2 separate regions of the Mus musculus genome follow, and region 2 is linked to region 1. Evidence: chromatin loops called from intact Hi-C (ENCODE). Cell type or tissue: left cerebral cortex. All regions are shown on one strand.

What was found. A loop is a pair of places that touch in the nucleus more often than their neighbours do. Peaks named below come from ENCODE experiments on the same cell type or tissue, not always from the same donor. Only the 100,000 strongest peaks of a DNase experiment are listed, where the experiment ranks them.
Region 2: a loop joins it to region 1, with 11 times the contacts of the local background. A loop is called at or near these places in 3 of 42 quality-filtered maps.

What each region holds. Positions count from the first base shown.
Region 1 is chrX:73,960,657-73,968,656 of GRCm38, forward strand. Hcfc1 (host cell factor C1) reads right to left here and starts at 5,701. Exons shown (of 26, transcript NM_008224.4): 1 at 5,155-5,701. The coding sequence starts at 5,347. In left cerebral cortex, no CTCF peak of the experiment used is centred here; DNase peaks (open chromatin) are centred at 3,791, 4,078, 4,874, 5,778 and 4 more places; H3K4me3 peaks cover 3,752 bases; H3K27ac peaks cover 3,206 bases.
Region 2 is chrX:74,266,122-74,274,121 of GRCm38, forward strand. Rpl10 (ribosomal protein L10) reads left to right here and starts at 4,695. Exons shown (of 7, transcript NM_052835.3): 1 at 4,695-4,753; 2 at 4,858-4,903; 3 at 5,539-5,597; 4 at 5,679-5,786; 5 at 6,058-6,196; 6 at 6,551-6,713; 7 at 6,794-7,014. The coding sequence starts at 4,881. The coding sequence ends at 6,946. It overlaps Dnase1l1 (deoxyribonuclease 1-like 1), which reads right to left. Exons shown (of 8, transcript NM_027109.3): 6 at 7,985-8,000; 7 at 7,657-7,905; 8 at 7,096-7,570. The coding sequence ends at 7,448. It overlaps Snora70 (small nucleolar RNA, H/ACA box 70), which reads left to right and starts at 6,371; the gene lies at 6,371-6,499. Mir7091 (microRNA 7091) reads right to left here and starts at 7,984; the gene lies at 7,906-7,984. In left cerebral cortex, a CTCF peak has its summit at 4,663; DNase peaks (open chromatin) are centred at 4,228, 4,565 and 5,156; H3K4me3 peaks cover 2,411 bases; H3K27ac peaks cover 2,132 bases.

The DNA of each region.
Region 1 (8,000 bases):
ATGTTATAGGCAAACACATCCTTTTACCATGCCACACATTTAAAGGATAAGTGCTCAGTCAGTCCGTTTGTTCGTCCCCAAAATCTAAGACCAGGGCCCAGAGGCAGACCTGCTGCATGTCAGTCAGGTGAGATCTGAGAAGGAAGTAGGAAGGATTTCAAGTCCTGGATCTGGAGAAGGAGGCTGCAGCTACTGTGAGGAAAGGCTTCAAAGTCAAGACCAGCCCCCCTCCAAGAAGTAGATGGGAAGTCAGGTTGTTTTGGAGGAGGGGACACAGGAGGCTTTTGTGGACCAGTCTAAGTTGTTAATCTGCTTCTCAGCCATATTGTCCATGCAGGGGAAAAGGTGTATCTCTACAAGAAATAGATGTTTGATTTGGAGACCAATGTACTGAGAAAGAGGGAAACTGCTTGTTTTGCTTTTTCTGCTCCCTTTATTTAGATGCATTCGAGGACAAAGTTCTCTCCTCAGACACCATTTGTAAAATCCTGTTTCTCAACTCTAAGGCCATATAGGCAACAACTGTGCCCTGCCTTGCTTTAGGGAGGAGGGTCTCCCCAGGTGCACCTGGAACAACCAGCTAGCTCTTAAGACTCCTCAGTGGTTTAGCTGAGTCACTAAAGACAATACTATAGTCCCCATCCTCTCTGCCATTTTTCTGCTGGAGTGATGCAGCTTGTACTGCTTGTGGACATGCATGCACGCATGTGCCCACACATCCAAACGTTGGCTCTTGACCTATGTCCTTACTCCTAGTGTAAACATGAATCAAGAAATGTAGGAGCTTCCAATACTGAGGTAAATCAACTTTGCACAAGTAAATAATCCATGGAAGGAGTTTCATCCAAATTACAAAAGAAAAGCTAACAGGAAACCTCTGAGGCAGCCTCAATCCAGTCCCCAGTTACCTGTAATCCTAGGCCTTGAAAGGTGGAAGCAGGAAGATCAGGAGTTGAAGGTGAGCCTGGGTTATAAAAGACCCTGTTTCAAAACACACACACACACACACACACACACACACACACACACACACACACACGAAGGGAAACTCACCTGAATTCAGAATAAAATCCACTGATTCATTATCTGTCACATATATGGGCAGTCCCTCACTCAGCTAAAAACCCTTGTGTTAAAGCAACAGGTAGGGAGTCTTGAGTAAAAGTTAAATGGCAAATGGGATTAGCTTGCCCACAGCTTTCCTATCATGCTGATCCTCTGACCCAAACGACCAGGCCAGAAGTTAACTATGATGTTCTTGAGCCTCCCAGATTAGCAGCTTCTCCTATTGAGACCTAAGAGGACCTAATCTGGCTCTAGAATGTCTCTTCTTCTGGTAAGGCAGAAGCAGCCCTTCCCAACTTCCATCAAGAGTCTGTTAGGGAGTAAAACTCTTGGTATGGAGATAACATACCATCTCATCTCACCTACAAATCCCCATTTTACGCCCTACAAGTGTGGAAGTATGTGAATTTCTCTGTCTACCTTGTAAATCTAACAGCTGCTCTCCCTTGCCCTCAAACACCCAGTGGGGTATCATGTAACCCAATCCTTGGGTCCCTCATTGTTGATATACCTAGGCATGTCCCTGGCCCTCTAGCCTGACCCTCATCAGAAGAGGGGAATTTGAGGAAAGGAGTCCACCTGTCTTCAGGCTCCAGCTCAAGATACTTTTTTACCTTCCCTTTCTTCAGTCCAACGTCATTTGTAGCTTGTCTCCCCATCACCATATAGACTGATAACACCCATGAAGCAAAGAACACGGTGCAGTTCAAGAAATTATTTTCCTTTCAGTGTGATTGGTTATACCAAAATCATTTCCGATGAGGCAGGCCCCATGCTGGAAGGCACAAAGAAGGCCCAGACCTCCTATTTCCCATCTGGTAGGTAGGCTGTGAACCTCTCCACTGATAGGAAGAAAAGCTGAAAGAGCCTGGAACCATGCCCAACCCTTGGGAGCAGAGCAAGGGTGACAAAGGACATAACTGAAGGAGGTTTCTCTGAGTAGAAAACATTTAAGACAGAGCTTTGAAGAGTAAGTAGGCTATTTCCTAATCAGCAAAACTAACCAATAAGGAAGTGAGCCTGTTAAGGAGGGCCTGAAATAGACAGGGGAACAGATGTGATACCCATTTGAATTAATAAAATTTAGGTATATGGACAGAGGTAAATGGATGTGTTTCTAAGTCTATTAAGGTTCACACTCTGGCCCACTTCTACTAGTAGCCAGTGCAGTGTCCTAGTTTGGACTTGTCACTTCCCCTCTTAGACTCCAATTTCCTTATAAGTAGGAAGTCCCATTAGATATTTTGTAAACCGCCCCCCCCCTCCAGTCTATGGAGGGATTGGAGATGTGGCTCAGTGGTACAGAACTTGCTCAAGGCTCTGATCCACACCCAACCCTGGGGGGTGGGGGTGGTTACTTCCAATATCCACCAAGGCAAAAACAGCCTGGAAGAGGGACCATACACACCCAGCTTCAACACAGCACATTTCACCTCAGCCTGTATGGATCCTCGAGCTTGAGGCCTCTTGAGTAATCTGAATTGCCTCATGGAAATAAAATTCCTTCACAGGCAGTTGCAACCCCAAGACCTACCAAAAGCCAGTGAAGGGTCTCTCAGCCCCCATGGTGACTGCCTCTAAAGGGGCAAAGTCATGTATGCATGCACTCTCTAGCACACACAAACCCAGTAATTCCATTGGGTAACCCCTGGGTGAATTATACTCCACCCCTTGCAAACTGAAGAGCTGACCAATACAGCCAAGTGCACACACACCCTGAATCTCTTTCCTCTTTCAAAGAGGAAAAGAGGAGTTTCTAGAAGAGCATACTCTTTAAAGGGGTAAGTACTGATCCCACAAAAGCAAAGGGCTATAGGCAGAGGCATGAACAGATTATGAACTTAGGCCTCTTTGAAAACAAAACGAAGGTAAGCAAAAGAGGCAGTTGTAATGAAGGATGGGCAGCCAGAATAGCACAAGAACTGTTAGAACTCTGAGCCTGCCAAATACACGAGACCCTGTCACCATCAACACAAGGGGTACACCTATTAAGGTGAAGAAGAGGGTATAGCAGGGTCTGCTAGTTGCTCTCTCAAGCCACCTAAAACTTGATCAGAACAATTTGAAAACTTTGTTTTGGAGGATTCTAGGCCTTTGTTGTAAGGGAACTTGACTTTTTAGAAACCTGGTTACCTTCTAACATCCAACCTCTGCAAAATGGTAACAAATTAACACCAAAGTGGTCAATTGTTTTCAGTAAACTAATGAATATGTAGAGGTCCCAGGAAGCTAAGACATAGGCCTGCAATGGACTTTGGAGCTGACTGTAATTAGGCCCCTGCCCTACTTTCTAAAATTGTATTTCCCTGCCAGAAAGTCTGCTCCGGGCCTTAGTAGAAGAAAGGTGGTCCAGGAAATGGAGAAGGTGTTGCTGCTGCTCCTGTGGAAGACATCTCTAAAAACAGCTCTACTACTACACAAGTTGTACCCCTGCCCTTAGCCTTACCTTACTGGGCTAATTTCTGCCACCACAGCTGCCTGGGCTGACATAAGCATCACCAACCTTCCCACCCCCCTTTCTGCAGAGGCCCTGAGAAAAGCCCAGCTCCCTGCAGGCAACAGGTGTGGAGAGACAAGGAACTCAAGAGGGTTGAACCCACCAGTCTTTCAGAGTCAACTTGGGAGGGGGAATAGTTCAGAGGTGCAGAGGCAGGCCTGTATACTCAGCCTGGCAGGGGAGGTGCTGAGAAGCTGCCAGGAGAGTCTGGCTCCAATTCTTGTTCCATGAACTACCCCAGACCACGATCTCCTGCCTACTTTCTGCCTCCTCAGTGTGGAGTGTGTGAGATGGAGGGTGGGGTCAATTGCTTCACACTTGGTCCTGCCCTCAAATGAAGAGGAGGTGCCTGGGACCGCAGGGGCCCAGAAAGGATGAGGGTGCACGGAAGAGGCTAAGGAGCTGGCAAGGGAGGAAGCACTGCAGGCTGCACCTACTGCAGCAGAGGGAAGCTTCTAGTCTACCAGAGGCAAGGGGGCTGGCTCTCACCTGGACACAACTGGCACATACTTTCAGCTTTGGCAAGCCCCAGCACTTCTTTTCCCTTAGGGCAAGGAAAAGGTCCTGAAGGCTCTTGGGCAGTCAACCGGCGACTCAGGCCAATCCCCCGTACTACATGTGCAGAAAGTGCCAAGAGGCTACCAGAGAAGGACTCAAAGCTTTCTGCCCTAAAGACAGAGCAAGGGAAGCAAGCAAGGAACAACATGTGGCTCCCATAAGGGAGGGGACAGAGGCCAGGCTTTAGATCAGCTATACCTGCAGATAGGCTCCTCCCAATTTGCAAGGGCTTGGGTTTGGGGAAGGAGGCACTAGTTAACCCCTTCAATCTCTCTCTCTCTCTCTCTCTCTCTCTCTCTCTCTCTCTCTCTCACACACACACACACACACACACACACACACACACACACAAAAGACACACTGAGCCCTCCAGTCTGCTATGGGGGGCGGGGTGGGGGAACTCAATTGTTAAGGCACCAGATTAGGAAAAGAAATAATTTGAAGGAAAAAAAAACTACAAAAATTCACAACTGGTACAATACCCCCATGTGTGTGTAGGGGGGGGCAGTATAGTCATCATGCCATTCGTATTTGCCACGAGGGTCTCATTAGTCTGTTAAAAGCCTGCACCTTAAAGAATGCTTCCCTCTTTTTTTCTGGGTGTAGAGAACGGATCTGTGATCTAAATATTATCTTTTCTCCCGAACGAGCATGGGCGCTGGAGATGAGGACTATCGCAGGAGGGGGGAGGATTCCGCCTGCGCCAAGAGAACACATCCGCTGCCGCGCCAGCCCCAGCCCACTGGGTAACGGTGTACGTCTGAAGTCACTGTCGCCCGCGACATCCCCTCCCCCTCACCAGTCGGAGTAGAGGGTTTCTCTAAGTACCGAAATGCAACCTTTAAACACAGAAGAGTACGGGGGTGTAAGAACGGGGGTTGAAAAATCAGGGAGAAAGCAAAGATGGCAATAAGTGCAAAGAGAGAAGGAAAACACATCAGGGGAGTGAGATAGGAAAAGAGAAGATAGGGAAAAGAAGGGTTAGGAGAGAGATGGAGGGAAGACTTTGAGAAACCCAGGGCGGTAGCACTTACCAGTGTTGTACACGTGTAGTTCGTCCACTATCCCCTCGTTGCCGCCGCCAAACACCACTATAAGCTCCTTGATAGCCACTGCACGGTGGCCGTGGCGGGGTCGGGGCACGGGACCCGACCAGCCCACCACCCGTTTCCAGCGGGGCTGCAGAAGCACCGCTGGCAAGTTTGCGGGAGACACAGCCGAAGCCATAGTTCCGGTTAAGGATGCAGTGGGAAGAGGTCACTGAATGGGAGGATACCCTTAATTCTTCACACACCCCCTTTCGTCTAAGGCAGCTCTCACGAAGAAGCGGCTCCTTACACAGCGGTGGACGACTCCATGGAGGCCGCCATCTTAACTATCCTCCTTCCTTTGGCTCTTCCCCCCCTTCTCACTCAGCTCGTATCCTTAAAAGCTTCTCAGAACTGCAGAGCACCTATTCCCGAGAAGCTGGAGGCCACTGAGCGCCGTCGCTCTAACTATTTGCCTGGGTGTTCCCGCTTAGAACCTCGAGCAGGAGGCTCTGGGAGCCGCCATCTTGAGCCGCCTCTCTCTCCTCCCTTCCTCAGTCGTAGCCCTCCCCCGCCGGAAATGGCGGAGCCCCGGCCCGGTTCCCACACCCCCCGTCCCCAGCACTGGCTGGCTTCCGGGGCGGGTGGAAAAGAGCCACAAATGCCGCGGTTGTCTCAACTTCGCCGACAGTCAGACCACAATTGTGGAAGCCGCCATCTTGAAACCGTCCTGCTTCCCCACCCAGCACTTAGTACAACCACCGATCGCAGAACCCCAACGTTCCTAAGTAATAAAGGCGTGTCAGAGGCTGGCGGAACGGGCTCCAACTCTCAGTTGCTGCTCGAAGCCCCGACCCGTATGGCTCGAGAGGTTTTGCACCTCTCCCTTGAGTCCGCCTCTGCTATTCAGGCTGTGGCGGCCGCCCTGGGAGCCGCCATCTTGAGACTAGCTTCTCTTCCCCCCCCCACCCCACCTATCCTCTTCTTCCTGGACAGTTCTTCCACAGCAAACCAAACGCAAGGCAGCGTCCAATCCTCGCTTCCCTCCTTAAGACTCCTTCCCACAGGAGCCGCTCGAAAGAGCAGGAGTTAAGACCCGAAGTGACAATTGTACGGCAGAAGAAGCGGTAACGGCAGGGCGATCATGCCTCCTCCCTGGGAGCCGCCATCTTGTGTGAAGAAGTAACAACTAAACATGGCGGCTATCGGGCGAGGGGGCGGGGTCAGAAGACGTCACCTTTCCCCCTCCTCCCCGCCTTCGCACGTCTTTGACTCTGGTCTCAAGCCTCTTAAAGGACCCAAAGCTCATAAAGAATTAAAAGCTTCTTTAAAAACCAGTGCGTTGTCTATTTGCGGGCGAGTTGGTGCTCTGTGCAGTAAGCTAGAGACAGTAGAGTTCAGGTCAGGTGCAGTAGTGCCCCGCCCTGCACTCCCCCCCACCAGGGCTCTTCCACGCCTCCACTCTGGGAGTCGCCATCTTGCCACTTCCCCACGCCCGGTCGTCTGCGGGCGTCAATAGCGAGTTTCAGCACAAAACAAAGATGGCCGCGGCATCTAGGGATGCCCGGATGAAAATCTAACTCCGTTCAGTCGCTTGGCCACGCCCCCTGGGAACTGTCTCCCAGGTCGCTGATGGGACACAAACCAGAGAAATGGCCTTTAACTAGCAGTGGCGGCATGACACATGGTAGTTAAGGGTGGCAAAGAATACTGCGATTGCACCCTTTGCTGAGAAGCATCTCTTTTCCCGCTCCGAACACTCTGCGACACTTAGAACCCAGCTACAGCGGGTAGCTGCAGGCGGGGCCAGAGCGGAAGGTGACGCCATGAGCTCACAGGGGCGGAGCTGCTGCCCGCTCCCAGGAGCGCCAGCAACACCCCGAGGCGTCTCCACATCCGCCCGCGCCTCCCGAAGGACTCGGCCACGCGCTCTGAATTGCAGCGCACCAGGCTACCCGCAGCCAGCGGCCCTGGGAGGCTACCGGCACCGGAGCAAAGCCAGCGCGGGAGCAGTCTGCGCCACTCGCGTCACCCGCCCCGCCTTCTTCCCAGGGCTTCTCGCCCCACCTTTGCGCAGGCGTACAACATCTTTATGGGTCCGCCCTTTTTTGAGATTTGAATTTTCCCCAGCAAAGGCAGAGAAGTAAAAATCCCCGGATGGTGAACGCTGTTTTTTTTCGCGCCAATATTGTAAGCTCACACAACAACCTTGAAAAAGGAGCGTTATCGTCTTCATGTCTACGTTCCAAGTCTCCAAGGAGGCCATTTAGACACAGCACTGTCATCACTGTCATAGGCAGGTTGTAGCACAGAGGTCCTAAACTGATGTCCCAGAGCACACACTAAAAGCAGATTATTTCTCCACACTAACCTTTCTTTATTCCATCCTTATTTTAACTACTAGTGGAATTTTGACATTTCCTATAGTTGAAAATGTAGGAAGCAGAACAAGGAGTATCAGAAACACCTGTGACTTTGTCATCAAAGGATATGTACAGATCACTATAGGTCCTGTAGCTGCTTTGTACAGATCTAGAAATTAAATTACAAGCTCTACTGGCAGCCTGAATAACTTTAATGTTGCTGTATTGAACCTGCTGTAGATCTTATAATTTGATATCAATATCATGTGCAAATTACCATATCATACTGTAAACAATATGTAATAATCTTCTTTTCATGTATTAAGTTTATTTAGTATTCTCAGCTTTAGTTTATCCAATTGCAAATATTCATTTAGTAAAGGCCAGAGATGAGCCCCTGTTTATATTGTTGCACCATTAAGAGCTGGTGACCTTGGCCAGTCTCTTTTATAATCCAAACACTTTCCTGTAAAATAAAGGATCTGAGCT
Region 2 (8,000 bases), 310 kb after region 1:
AGTCCTTCCCTTAGTCCATTGGTATTATTGTTGTTCAACAGCCAGGATAGAGAGGAGGGGCCAACACTCTGGGAGCCTTCAGAAGCTGCCCACCTGCACAGGGGACAAAAGGTAGCAAAGGCAAGTCCAAAGAGGCACAGCTCTAACAGAGGAGGAATGAGACAGCTTCCCCTTCTACATAGCTAGGATTCTGCACCCTGGACACCCATGCCCTGAAATCACCCAGAGCCTCTTACCCAGTCCTGGCACCAGTTCTGCCTACACAGGCTCCCCTTCACATCCTCTTCTCAAGCCAATGCCTGGCAAAGTTACTCAGGGGAGTCACTGTCCAAGGCTGAGTTGGGTTAAGCAGGGGTCCCTGTCTCCTTGCCTCTAAATCCTATACAGGGTGCTAAGACACCTGGGCTGTAGGGGTGGTGGTGAGCAGAAGACGTCTGACTGCGGATGGGACAGGCTTCTGAGTATACCTGGTCAGAGGCTCCAGGCAGTGAACTGGAAGATATATGGCCAGGGAGGCAAAAGGAAAAGAGATGGGTGCCCCACACTGGTCAGGAGCCAGGCATATGACACCCACAAGTATGCCTACCATCCCAAATGGGTCCTTTAAAAAGAATGAGCTATTTTATGTGTATAAGTATCTGCCTGCATATGTCTGTGCACCACATCCATGCCTGGTGCCTACAGAAGCCTGAATGGGGCATTGGCTCTCCTGGGTCTGGGTTGTGAGCCACCATAATATGGATGCTGGGTATCAATCAATTCTGGGTCTTGTGGAAGAGAAGCAAGTGCTCTCAAACACTGAGCCATCTCTCTAGCCCCACTTATTCCATTCTGGAAAAGACCCAGCCATACAGGAAATACAGGAGTTTTTGGAGGCTACCAGGAAGAAGCAGGCCAGGTGCATCTTTGTGACCTCCTCAGCTGACTGCCCAGCCAGGCCACATGGCCTAGAATCTGCAGTGGGGTGGAAATGTGCAACCACAAATGATGCTATGCCCTGGCTCTGTTGGCCAACAGGCACCAGAAGCCTAGGTCACAGAAGTCAAGGTCACGTGGCTAAATGCCCTCCATAGCCTGTCCTCCCACCCAGTGAGACCAAGAAGGGAAATGGGTTTGTTAACTCCAGCTGGAAGCAGGGCCCAGAGACTGCAAGTTCAGGCCGGACTCAGGGCAGGGCAAAGCAGGGGTTGAGGTGTATTTCTTTGGGCTACTTTATTAGGTTTTTATATTTACCACCCTTCCAGCCCCCCAGTACTAGATGGGAGAGAAAGAGAGTTAGAGGGGAAAGAGGGCATAGACATCTTCAGACTACTTCCTGCTGATTATGAGTGTCAGGCTCCTTGGGGCAAGCCAATGCTAGCTATGTAGAAGGGGAAGCTGTCTCATTAGGGTATCTCCAACCAGCAATCCAGCAATCCATAGCAGCAGCCATAGCCATAGATAGCCATAGCAATAGAAAAAGCAGCAGCAGCAGCAGCAGCAGCAGCAGCAGCAGCAGCAGCAGCAGCAGCAGCACGGGGAGCGCGGCAGCCACCACAACCTGCTTGGGGCTCTTGCACTTATACCCTCTCAAGAGTCTTCAGAGTCCCAAGCATATACTATATATACTATCTTCAAAAATCATGCCCCTCCTAGAGCACAAGACAATTCTAGTTAGTAGCTGTGGGCAATTCTAAGCAGCCCCCTATCCTATACCTGGGATTAAAGCAAAACCATATCGGTTGATATCCGCAAAGGGGATAACATTTGAAGTGTAAATAAATAAAATATCCAATAAAAACAAAACCAAACCATATTTGCATAACATAACTGGGGTTTTAAAGAAATGAAAATTCTCACTACAAGGGGGCAGGCCCAGCTGACCATTTCTCCTCCCTTAGTCAGCCTGACAGCCCAGCACTCTGCTCAAAACCCCACCCACTCCCATAAGGAAAGGGGGACAATGCCTTCAGCAGAGCTCCCTGAAGCAGTGGGGTCACAGCATTTATATCTCACCAGGATCCTTAGGGTCCTACCTGTGCCTAGGGACATATTGGGAACAGTTTCTTTTTTTTTTTGGTTTTTTGAGACAGGGTTTCTCTGTATAGCCCTGGCTGTCCTGGAGCTCACTTTGTAGACCAGGCTGGCCTCGAACTCAGAAATCCGCCTGCCTCTGCCTCCCGAGTGCTGGGATTAAAGGCGTGCGCCACCACACCCGGCTTGGGAACAGTTTCTGAAGACCCTGTTCTCTGAGAGCCTGGCCATTATGTTCTATGTGGCTCCATCTCTACTGGGGACCCAGATGGGGAAATTAGAGTAAGAGGGAACAACTGATAAGCCAGGATGGGTACATGAACCCAGTGCCAGCTAGCACCTGTAAATAGGTCAAGACCATGCCTATTTACAGAGAGGCCCATGAAGGAATCCCACGGCAAAGGCACCAAGCAAAATGTGAGAGGGCAATCCAAACCCCTGACCCTGGTTCTCTGAGACCATCCCAGACAGGAGAAGCCTGGGTACTTGCTATCACCTTATTCTCTACCTTCTAATCAAAGTATGGGAAAAGTAGCTCTGGAAGACAAAACAACACTGAGTGTGTGTGTGTGTGTGTGTGTGTGTGTGTGTGTGTGTGTGTGTACTGAGCCTGGCTGTATCTCAAAGAGCTGAAGGACACTCTGCCCTGTACACTGGCTGAAAGCATATCTCATGTAGTACAAACATCCTCATACAGGGAAGGCCTGGGAGACTGTGCTCCTGGGGATCAAGACTTACAAAGCAGGGCCATGCAGTTTCAAACATTTATACACATAAAGTAAATACATGTAAGGGCTGAAGAGATGGGTTAGCTGTAAGAGAACTAGTTCTTGCAGAGGATCTGAGATTGATTCCTAGTACCCACAGGGAGGCTCACAACTGTCAGTAACTCCGGTTCTAGGGGATCTGACACCCTCTTCTGGCTTCTGCCAGCTTCAGAAATGTATGCTGTACACTTGCATGCTTGCATGCAAAACACTCATACGAATATAAATGCATGGCTGGCTGTGGTGGCACAGGTCTTAGATCTGCACACATAGGTATGTGGATCTCTGTTTGCTGAAGGCCATCCTGATCTACATAAGTGAGTTTCAGGTCACCGGGGCTGACACACTCAGATCCTGTCTGAAGAAATAAATGTTTAATTGAAAAGGTGGTCAAAGCCGGGCGTGGTGGCACACACCTTTAATCCCAGCACTTGGGAGGCAGAGGCAGTCGGATTTCTGAGTTCCAGGCCAGCCTGGTCTACAGAGTTCCAGGACAGTCAAGACTACACAGAGAAACCCTTTCTCAACAAACAAACAAACAAAATGAAGAAAAATGTGGTACATTTGCAAAATGGAGAAACCCTGTCTTGAAAAACCAAAAAGAAAGATAAGAAAAGGTGGTCAAAATATATAGACTATTCTCATTTATCTCTCTCCAGCTAAAGAAACAGCCACCTCCACAACTGCACAAATACCAATCAGGTGGAGAGGACTGGCAGGACAGAACTGTTTTCAGAGGATAGATATCAATTTGTGAAGCCTCCAGGAACTGGATAAGTGTCACAGGGAAGCTATTTGGCAGAAGCAATCTAGTAGCTCTGGTTTGTGGCTGGGAATCTTAAATGTGCTGGAACAAGCTGGGCACATGTAACCAGGGAGCGGCACCATGGGATGTTGGGAGGGAAGGCCCTTGGTCCCTATACTTTTGTTCCTATCATGTCTCCCTAAGTGACACAAGAGGCACAAATTCATAGAGTCTGAGTGACTGATGATGCTCAGACACGTGCTCCTAGATCAGAACAGTGTTCCCGTTCTGGTGCCTCCCTAGATTGTAACCTTATATGGGAGAGTAGTTAGTGGTTAGCTGCCAATCCTTCTAGACACACCCAGATGTACATTTTGAATTCTTCATAGTGAAAAGAAGAGGTGTGCTACACCTAGTTTTTCTCTCGGAATCTGGGGCAAAGGAACTCCGACTCTCCTACTAGGGCGTGGCCCACAGCACCGCGACCCTCCTGGGGCTAGTAGGAAGTAATGATATCGCCATCGTCTTTGCCCAGTCTCCAGTCTCCCTAAGAACACGTCTTTTCCTGAGAATTAGAGTGGGGCGGGCCCAACTAGCGAGGAGGACAGTGAGCGCCTAACGGAGATTTTTTTCCTCTAAGGGAGATTTTAATTGGTCTCCTGAAAGCAATCAAGCACCTATCATGGTGCTCTTTGTTGGCTCTTAGACGTCAGCTTTGTGGGTGGGTCTCCAACCTCCCGGGTGACAAAGGAACTTCGGAGTCCCTACCATGGAACGTTCGCGCCATTTCCTGTAGCCTTGAGGAAGGCCTGAACCAGCACTCTAGAGCCCTGTAAGCAAAGGAACACCTCCGTGACGGTCCAGTTCCACTGAGAAAGACTCCCCTTTTCAAGTCTTAGAATATTGGCAATCATACGTAATAGCAAAACCTGTCAATGGCTCTCCGCCCAATATGGCCAGGCGGAAGCTGGTTTCTCTTGCCTATGTGTCGAAATCCCATTCGCCAGCATGCAGTTCCCTATTCCGGTATCCAGTCACCAATAAGCTCTGTGCTTCGTTCGGTCCCGCCTGGTACACATGCGCAGAGCAGCGCTGCATCTATGATCTTAGCGTCTGATAGAGCGTCGACACCACCCCCTGGCTGTAACTCTATGGTTGTTACAGTGGAAGATAGGCCGCCTATATAAGGCGTGAGCAGGCGTGGGAGCGTCTCTTTTCCTCTGGCGCGGTGAGTGAGTTCGGTCACGGTTTTTTACGATGGTCTCGTAATTTTTCTTTGGGATTTTTTTTACACTTATTCTGTGTCTGTATTCTTTGACTGTTTCATTACAGCCACCGACGATCCTATTGTCATCATGGGCCGCCGCCCCGCCCGGTGGTGAGTGCTGAACCCATGCAATCTTCCTACTGTGAAAACTGAGGGAAAAATGCATTTCTTTCGAAAGACTTTTTTTTTATGGGTGGACTCTCTGCCACTTAGAGACCCTGAAGTAAAGACTGACTTCGGGTTTTCTTTAATACTTTACTGGGACCTTTATTTTGAGGCTGTGGGTGGCGTTACCCAATACTAAAGCGCTTGGGTAGAACTAGCATGTCCGTGTGCATCCAATCCTCTGCGTCGCAAATGAGCCTTTTTACAACGCCTACCAGGCCTTCTTGGTCACTTTTGCGTCCGTCTTTTATTTCCGGCCTTGAGCTTTGTGGTTTTTAACAGGACACCAAGGGCTGACCAGTCCGTAGGCGCCGCCTAAACGCGTGTCCTGAAGAGGACGCCATATTCTCTTAACGTGGCTAAGGCGGGTCTTCTGTCACATGCTAGGAAAATTGTGATATCTCACCCAACTCTGGTTAGAGGGTGATGCTAGTGCATGATTCTTTTTCTGTTTTATAATTTGTGTAATTGTTTAACAACAAGTTGCCTTAGAATCAGTTACCCTGAATGGAAACTGGATTCAGAGCTGGTTTAGTCCTGTTGTCACCATTAATCACACCTGAGTTTCCTTCCTTCTATAGTTACCGGTATTGTAAGAACAAGCCATACCCAAAGTCTCGTTTCTGCCGTGGTGTCCCTGGTAAGTAGTGACAAACTTCGAACTGGATCGGTGTTTGTCTATTCCCCACTTCTCGAGAACTTTAAACCACGTGTTTTTCAGATGCTAAGATCCGAATCTTTGATTTGGGACGGAAGAAAGCAAAAGTTGATGAATTCCCACTTTGTGGCCATATGGTGTCAGATGAATATGAGCAACTCTCTTCTGAAGGTGAGACAGCTCCCATTTGTTAATTGGCTCTTTTTTTTTTTTTTTTTGGTTTTTCGAGACGGTTTCTCTGTAGCCTTGGCTGTCCTGGAACTCACTTTGTAGACCAGGCTGGCCTCAAACTCAGAAATCCACCTCCCAAGTGCTGGGATTAAAGGCATGGACCACCATGCCCGGTGTGTTAATTGGCATTTCTTGTGTACTTGTGGATTATATATTATAATTTATTCAATGTCCTGACACCCTGTTTCACTGCTGTTATTTCCCCATTCAGCACTGGAGGCTGCCCGTATTTGTGCCAACAAATACATGGTAAAGAGTTGTGGCAAGGATGGCTTTCATATCCGAGTGAGGCTCCACCCTTTCCATGTCATCCGTATCAACAAGATGTTGTCCTGTGCTGGGGCTGACAGGTAAGCTGGTGTTTTATTTGGTTTTGAGACAGGGTTTCTCTGTATCCCTGGCTGTCCGGGAACTTAATGTACACCAGGCATATCTGAGATCTGCCTGCCTCTGCCTCCCAAGTGATTAAAAACCACCACTGTCCAGCAGTATTTTTAGGGATTTCTTTGATTTTTTGTGCAGCTAATTAAGCCGACCAAGTCCCCTTTTCCCATGGGGACTTTGGTGTGCAATGGTTGCAAACAGCAGCCTCCTTGGTAGTGTATGTAGCCTATTATCTATATGGGCTGCCTCAAGGGACCTTGGAGACAATTTTCTGGCAGTTGGTAATCAGGCCTCTGATCACAATGTTGTCCCTGATCTAGGCTCCAGACAGGGATGCGTGGTGCCTTTGGGAAGCCCCAGGGCACAGTGGCCAGGGTTCACATTGGCCAGGTCATCATGTCCATCCGAACCAAGTTGCAGAACAAGGAACATGTGATTGAGGCTCTGCGAAGAGCCAAGTTCAAGTTCCCTGGCCGCCAGAAGGTAGGTAGTGGTATTTAAGTTCTTCTGTTTTCTTGCTCTGGTCCTCCTTGCTGAGTTTGTTATTTTCTATTTCCTTCTAGATCCACATCTCAAAGAAGTGGGGCTTCACCAAGTTTAATGCAGATGAATTTGAAGACATGGTTGCTGAGAAGCGGCTCATTCCTGATGGCTGTGGTGTCAAATATATCCCCAATCGTGGTCCTCTGGACAAGTGGAGAGCCCTGCATTCCTGAAGGCTTCAATAGTTCTCCTATACCCTACCAAATCGTTCAATAATAAAATCTCGCATCAAGTTCGCTTATGTTTTTGTTTCTGATTCTTAAATACCATGAGGTTTTAAATTTGGTCAATTGGGACAGCTTATTGAATTAAGCATACATGCAAAAGGTTAAAATGATTTTATTGAATATTTTAAACCTGACAACACTGGCAGAGCCATGTAGTATAGTGCATGGAGAAGCAAGATTACTTAGACCTAAGGTTTTTCCAGTATGAGCTCATTTGTATCAGTTGCAGAAATCTTAGGTATGATCTGAGCCCATTTCTACTGGAGCTTTGTTCCTAACTACCTCAGGTGAAGTCCTGTCTACCCAACAGGATTCAAGCCCAAGGCACTTGTTGCTGAGTTATACTCCCAGCCCTAGCTTTCTCAGAATAGCAAGCAGCTATTTAAAAAAGCTGTCATTGACTTTCACATCTGAGACTACCAGTGCCCTGGTCAAGTCAATGGCTATCTAGTCCAGCTGAGATGGCAGGAGTGACAGCAGTAGAGCGGCTAAGTAGTGGGGTGGGATACTCAGTGGAGTGGCCTGGCTCAGTTCCACTTCTACAGGATAATGGTCACTGATGCGGAGAGCCTGAGGAGAGAACAAAATGAAGTGTCAGTATCTGGCTCACCTCCACAATTCTGCCCTCAGCCATTTTGCCCACCCAGCTTCTCTACCTCTTCCTCAGTCAGCTGAAACCTCTTGGGAAAGTCAAAGGTAGCTGCAGCCTTCAGCAGCATTTGGCAGCCCTGTCCATGCACCACAATTCGGTCATAGGTACAGTTAGTACTGGCCCGCACTGTAGTATCCTCCCCATCAGGAATCACCCAGTGGAAGCCTGCCTTAGTCCGGAGTAGCAGGCTTTTCAGACGTTTTTTTGTCAGCGATGCACAGTCTGCATTGAAGTCTCCAAGCAGAATCACATTCTAGAGACGACAGAAGCCACTGCGTCTTGCTAAAAGGCATTTGCACCATCCCCTCTGCCATGGAATCTATCACCCCTACCTCATTCTGCCAGCGC